2 separate regions of the Homo sapiens genome follow, and region 1 is linked to region 2. Evidence: chromatin contacts called from ENCODE Hi-C or POLR2A ChIA-PET data. All regions are on one chromosome and are shown on one strand. The core of a region is the stretch at or near the end of the contact, and the rest is flanking DNA. Distances in the headings are between cores, read along the strand shown. Region 1 overlaps ARHGAP21 (Rho GTPase activating protein 21). Region 2 has its middle 97 kb from the start of ARHGAP21.

The links. A loop is a pair of places that touch in the nucleus more often than their neighbours do. ChIA-PET counts read pairs that join two places held with the same protein, here RNA polymerase II (POLR2A). Pooled maps may share reads with other maps.
Region 1: a pooled map shows a loop between it and region 2 (4-fold over the local background). The contact joins two enhancer-like sites. A Hi-C loop is called at or near these places in 1 of 168 maps with a recorded cell type or tissue (Calu3) and 7 of 50 pooled maps. POLR2A ChIA-PET finds 5 or more read pairs at or near these places in 2 of 52 experiments (PC-9 and WTC11).

The regions. Positions count from the first base shown.
Region 1 is chr10:24,705,078-24,708,560 of GRCh38, forward strand. The region is part of intron 2 of ARHGAP21 (Rho GTPase activating protein 21); the gene reads right to left. Among named protein-coding and RNA genes, the nearest start is that of ARHGAP21, 17 kb to the right of the region's middle. Within about 2 kb of position 1,588, at least 3 of the 41 ENCODE cell types and tissues checked have a DNase peak (open chromatin) inside an H3K27ac peak, as active enhancers do.
Region 2 is chr10:24,818,718-24,822,102 of GRCh38, forward strand. No RefSeq gene overlaps it. Among named protein-coding and RNA genes, the nearest start is that of ARHGAP21, 97 kb to the left of the region's middle. Within about 2 kb of position 1,979, at least 4 of the 41 ENCODE cell types and tissues checked have a DNase peak (open chromatin) inside an H3K27ac peak, as active enhancers do.

The DNA of each region.
Region 1 (3,483 bases), core at 338-2,837, 110 kb before region 2:
ATTCCTTTGGGATTACCCAGAATGAAGACGTCTTAAAAAGGTCTCAGACCTCAAACTAGAAAGTTTTCTGATGATGAGACTAACTAATGAGTTTAGTAATTGCTGTAAACTAGTCACTAAACGCTAAAAAATTTTAAGTTTCAGCTTCGTTAGGCTCCTGGTATTATGAATTTTACATGTTAAGATAATTCCAGTATCTATCTTCTTTTATCCTCTTAGCAGCCATTCAAAATCCATATTTTTTACGGTAATGTAAATCCATTAGGCACAGACTAGAAAGTGCATTGAGGGATCAATCTTACGGTGAAACAAACAGAGACTAAATGACCTTCTCCATCTCTGATTTCTCTGATACATTAGTCTATTATGCCCAGCCTAAACTATGAAAATATTTTTTCACCATTCCAGAATAGAGAAAACAGTACATAAAGAAAAGTATTGGACACCCCAAAGTACCACTGGGAACTAATTCCATATCATAAACGAAGAAGCTCACATCACAGTTATGGAAGAACTGAGAAATGGTTGGGGCTGGGGCAAGCATGGTCAGTGTGCTTTATTTATCATTCATTGCTTTCAATTACATTTTCAACTGTTTTCCTTTTAAATTTCAAACAATATTAAATAACTTGTTTTTAGTAAGGAAGACAAATACCCACAAAGTGATGAATAACCTACGAGGTAAATAATTCATAGTTTTTAAAGATTCACTGATAACTGGAACAAAAGCTATCATTCACGTTGCTTTCTATTCTGTAAAAGAAGCCATTATGCTGAATTTGTACAATATTATCTACGATTAACAACAAAGGTCTGATAATAACAATGTTGATCGAGGGATAAAGGGAAAAATAAGAGCTTTTGCTTCTTAGGGAAGAACACTCAAAAGCAGACAATAGCTAACCTAGCAGATTTTCTCTATTGCAAAATAACCATTTTCTAAACAGACTAGTAATCAAAAAAGTTTTAAAAAGTACTTCCATTTAATCCCACTGTGAAAGAACTCAAGAACCATATTTCACTAAAACTGAAAAACTAGCTAAAAAGCAACTCACTCCAAAATCTTGCCTACTTTCTAATAAATACAATGTCAGATGCCTTCAAAAATATGTAACATTTATGTTACAATTATATTGCTTTAATTGTTGGCCACTTTTAAGTAATTCATTCTAACTTCCCCTCCTCCACCACTTAAAGCTCTGCAAATAGTCTCATCTGTGCTACTTAAGAATTAACTTAATTCTTTTAAAGTAATTCAGATCATTAGATTTATCACATTAAACAGGTATTTTGACAAAAAAAAAATTCTAAAAGATTACTTTCCTACTCTTACAAGAAGACAGTGTTTTTATATCCTGATTTACTTTTGCTTTATACATCATAGCAGTTTTGAATTAAAAAGCAAATATATACATACACACTTATGAAACAAACCTGACCACTCCATGCACAATACAGATTGCACAACAAACTCCAATTGTGGTTGATCATGCAGTCTAAAATCCTGAACTGGGCCATGACTGCCTATAGCACAGTCTGCATCTCTTCTCTGACTCAGCTTCTGTCAGCAGAGCAGCGGGGTTACGAGAGCTCTGCAGTGATGTGGTCCACAAATAAGATCTTCCCCTCCCTTTCCTGTCTAAGCAGCAATAGCTAACTGGCAGAACGACATCATCTTCCCAAATGTAGTTCCCACCAGTACATTTAAATTATTAGATCATGAAGGAAAGTTTTCATAAAATTCTTACTGAGTATTTAACATTATTTAATTTGTAAAAGGTTATTGCTTTTTCCTTCTTTTCTGGGCATCTTTAGTCATTCAATGAAAACACAACCTGGGGAGGTGGTATATAAATCAATCAACTATGCTGGCTCCGGTCCACAGCAAACAAATTCCAACACAAGGCTGTGCCATCATCAATGACGCTCACACTGACTTGATCCCAAGGGTACCAAAGGGTACTCCGTCCTTTCTTAACCTCTCAGTAGCGCCACACAGAGCTAACAACTCCTTCAATGGCTCTCATCCTGGGTACCACAGTTCCAGTCTCTTTGTTCTCTTACTACTTCTTTAACTATTACTTCTTTGCAAAAGGCAATGTAGCAATGTGAGAAAAGCCTAGATCTTAATAAGACAGATGTATGACCAAGGAGGCTAAAGACTTATCCTTTAAGCTTCAAATCATTCATTTGTAAGATGGAGACATACCTTCACGAGGTTTAATCTGAAATAACATCTGTAACATGCTTAAAACAGTGTCTAACAGATATCTAATAAATGATTAATAGTTTCAAGATGATCACCCCTTTCTGTCTAAATCAGAATTCTATCCTTGACCTCCCTCTAATTTCTTACACTTCCATAGGTGAAGTCACCTCAACCTGTGATTTTAACTATGAATTATTTCTAAAGCCCTCTTCAACACCACCCTTTCTCCCAAGCTCCAAATCTGCGTGACTAAACACTTGCTAAGCACATACACCTACATACTACATGTCCAAAACTGAATTCATCACCTTCCCTCCAAACTTGCACGACCTCCTCTATTCCCTAATCTGCATAGTGGCTGTACAACTCATCCCCCTAGTCACCCAAACAGAAACCAGAGTCATCTTAGACTCCTCCTTCCTTACCTCTCATATCTAGCTACCAAATCATGTCACTTCTCCCAAAACATATAATGAACTGTCCTTTTTCCACTCCACCGGCACTGCCTAAATTCAGACCCCCATCAACTTTCTCCTGGATTATCACAGGGCATCTAGTTGGTCTCCCAAACATCCTGTCACCCCTCTCTGGAATCTTGTCTGTTCAGGACTAACAAAAGCACCTTTTAAACTAAAAGCTAATCATATGACTACTCTATAAATTCCTTCTGTTGCTCCTTTCTGCCTGTATACAGCAGTGTTTCCCAAGTATGTTCCTACTTGTTTTATAGGATGCAGAATATAAACTACAGTTAAGTAAAAAAAAGTCTTCAATAGCAAAATAAATTTGAGAGAAGCTAGGTTAAACAATGCTGCTGCTGGAAGCTTGCCAAAGGCTAAATATAAAGATCAAATTCAAAGTCCTCAAAATCTGAAAACTGAGGCTACTGAAAAGCTTGTTTCTAACTAGTTCGCCTTGGTGGCTGGTTTGTCGGCCTCTGTCCGTCCCTTAATTGGTGGTGTTCCTCAGATTCTGGACTTTGACCCTCTTCCCTCCCTCAATGACCTCATCAACTCCCAAAACTATAATTACCATAGATGCTGGCTTAATTGAACTCTGCCTAACTGACTTGCTAGACCAACCAAAATTCTTGATTTCCTGGCTAATTCTTGAATACTGGCTGATCCCATGGCTCAACTCTATTATTATTATTTGTACAAATTTATGGGGTATCATATGCAATTTTGTTATCTGCATAGATAGTGTAGTGGTCAAGTTGGCTTTTCGTATATTTATCACCCAAATAACACACACTGTACCCATTAACTAATTTA
Region 2 (3,385 bases), core at 729-3,228:
TGACATCACCGAGTAGAGTTTTGATGAGATTAAAACTCTCTCTGTTCCCCTGTCTGTGGGCACACTTTCTTTATTGGTGCCTGACTTGAAAGATACTGTATAAAGCGTTCATGAACTTGGGACACTAAATGAATACGTCTTTGATGGTTTCTTCCCTCAGTGTGGAAATGATTTACCAAGTTATTCTGGCTTCCAGATTAAAAACTGGAACTTCTGGCTGGGTGTTGTAGCTTGCACCCATAATCTTGTCCTCTTTGGGAGGCCAAGGTAGGAGGATCGCTTGAGCTCAGGAGGTTGAGACCAGCCTGGGCAACACAGTGAGACCTTGTCTCTACTAAAAAAAAATTAGCTGGGGATTGTGGCACATGCCTGTTGTCCCAGCTACTGGAGAGGCTGAAGTGGGAGAATTGCTTGAACCCTGGAGGTGGAGATTGCAGTAAGTCATGATTATGCCACTGCATTCCAGTGACAGAGTGAGACCCTGTCTCAGAAAAAAAATCCCCAAAAACAAAAAACAAAAACCCAAAAGCAAAAACTGAAACTTTTTTTTTCTTTTCTTTTCTTTAAAGTAGAGATGGGATTTTTGCCCCAGCTGGTCTCCAACTCCTGCTCAGGCAATCCTCCTACCTTGGCATCCCAAAGTGTGGGGATTACAGGTGTGAGCCACCGTGGCTGGCAATAAAACTGGAACTTCTTTTAAAAATTTTTATTGTAATCAGATCAGAAAATGGTTGCCAAAATAATCTGTACTTAAAAAAAATAAGTTCTGTTCAAATTAGAGCAGCTCCACAACTATTTTAACCATAGATTTGATAAAGGTAACTTTAAAAACTAAAATTTTGTACCCTGATTAAAAAAAAAAAACAAGGTTCTGACAAATATTACCTGGCCATAGAAACATGTAACTATTTCTTAAAGTATGCTGTGAAGTAGCAAGGACTGAGATGAAAGAGAAGGTATCCAGAGATGAATGATTAAAAAAAGTAAGCACTAAATATTTACATGTAACTATGTATTTATATATTTTATCTGTGTGTTGATTAATACTATTTGGTAAGAACTGCACATATAGTGTCTCATTTAATTCTCAAAACAACACTATGAGGTAGGTATTATCTCTGTTTAATGGAAGTTCAGAGAGGTTAAACCACTTGTCCATGGTTGAAAGTTAGTCAATTTCCAGGCTGGGCAACATGATGAGACCCCGTCTCTACCAAAAATAAAAAAAATTAGCTGGGCATAAGTGGCATGTGCCTGTGTCCCAAGCTACTCAGAGGCTGAGATGGGTGGATTGCTGGAGCCCTGGAGGCTGAGGTGGGTGGATTACTGGAACCCTGGAGGCTGAGTTTGCAGTGAGTCGAGATCACACCACTACACTCCAGTCTGATCATGTTGCTGCACTCCCCCATTAAGAAAGAAAGAAAGAAAGAAAGAAAGAAAGAAAGAAAGAAAGAAAGAAAGAAAGAAGAAAGAAAGAAAGAAAGAAGGAAAGAAAGAAAGAAGGAAAAGAAAGAAGAAAGAAATAAAGAAAGATGAAAGGGAGAGAGAGAGGGAGGGAAGGAACGAAGGAAGGAAAAGAAAGAGAGAAAAAGAGAAAGAAAATTGGAAATCTCAAACACAGACCTGACTATCTGCAAAGCCTATGCTCTTAACCTCCTCCTTCCAGTATTATACCAGGAGAGCTAGCAGCAGTGGGTTAGCTTAGTGCTTGCATTTTAAGTTTGAGTTCCAGAGAGGTAAAATGATGTGTTGATAACATAGACAGTAAGAGGTTGGATGAAACTGCAAGGTGATTTCTAGTAAATTTGCTCCCATTTGTTTCTAAGGAACATAAAGGAAATTTCTTTCTCTGTTAGCTTTTATAGTTTAGGAAGTAAATGTACATACAGTAGGAGTCATTCTGAGGTTGCTGGGGGTTAGAAGAAAATGCCTTTGTTTGAGACAGACAAGCTAGAGGGAGGTAGATGGGATATCACCTTGGAGCTGAAAGGGTGACCTGCCCCAATTAGTCACGACTGTCAAGCTTGGGCTTGAGCAGCAGTGGATCATGGAGACAGGGCACAAAGCCAGAAGCAGACTGGAAATGCCAAGGGCCTATGGCTGTGGTGTCAGCTCAGGTCCCGAAGTCAAGTGAGCAGGCAGGAGTGTCCATGGGCCAAGGCAAAATGGATGGAAACCAGCCAGCCAGTCAGGATGCCCTGAGGCACCAGCCCCTGCTCCCAGCAGGCCCAGGCTGGAGGCCTTGTATATTTCGGCTGCTCCAACAGTAGCCTGTCCTGGGGTCTGTATAGGGGAGCCCTAGACAAGAGCTGGGTAACAGGGGTGAGTGTTCAAGGTCAGGGTAGATTGCTTGTGAGCAAGCTCGTGCCAGCACCTCCATGGGTACTTTGGGAAATATCACACTTGAAAGATGGCTGGTTTGTTTATTGCCATAAATGATGCAAGAATCTGTGTAATTTTTAAAAACATGCCTCATTATATATCTAGTATCTAGTTGGTGATCAGGATCATCATTTTAGCTGGGTGCTTATAGTCCCAGCTACTCAAGAGGCTGAGGCGGGAGGATTGCTTGAGACCAGGGAGTTCGAGACTGTGATTGTGCTTGTGAATAGCTACTACACTCAAGCCTGGGCAACATAACAAGACCCATCTCTTAAAAAAATCATCATTCAATTTAAGTCTGGAGTCATGTTTGAGATACTTCTTGATTTTTAAAGGGCTAATATCTAGGATACTAAAGGGTCATACTAAATAGACATGCACTGTACTGTAAAGGGCCACTGCCTAGTATATCTTAAATAATAAATATTTGTCAAATGAATGAATGAAACTGAATTGACACAAACAGAAAGTCTAGGCCGGGTGAGATGCCTCATGATTATAATCCTAGCACTTTGGGAGGCCGAGGTGGGAGGATCACTTGCGGCCAGGAGTTTGAGACTAGCCTGGGCAACATAGTGAGACCCTGTCTCTACAAAAAATTAAAAAATTAGCCAGTGTGGTGGCTTGGGCCCAGCTACTCGAGAGGCTGAAGTGGGAAGATGGCTTGAGCCCATGAGTTCGAGGCTACAGTGAGCCATGATTGCGCCACTGCATTCCAACCTGCTAGGTTGGAGCAAGACCCCATCCATTAACAAAAAGAAAAAAGGGTCTATCCAGCAGTCCACCTTAGCTGTAAAGGATGCATTTCAAGACTACCTCAGTGGAGGCCTGAAACCTCTGATAGTAACGAATCCTGTATATATTATGTTTTTCCCTATACATAGATAATTATGATAAAGTTTATAAATTAGGCACATATGAGATGAACGATAATAACTAAACGTAGGGCAATTATAACACTATGCCAGCATCACAACTTTTGCACTTTGAGGCAATTATTAAG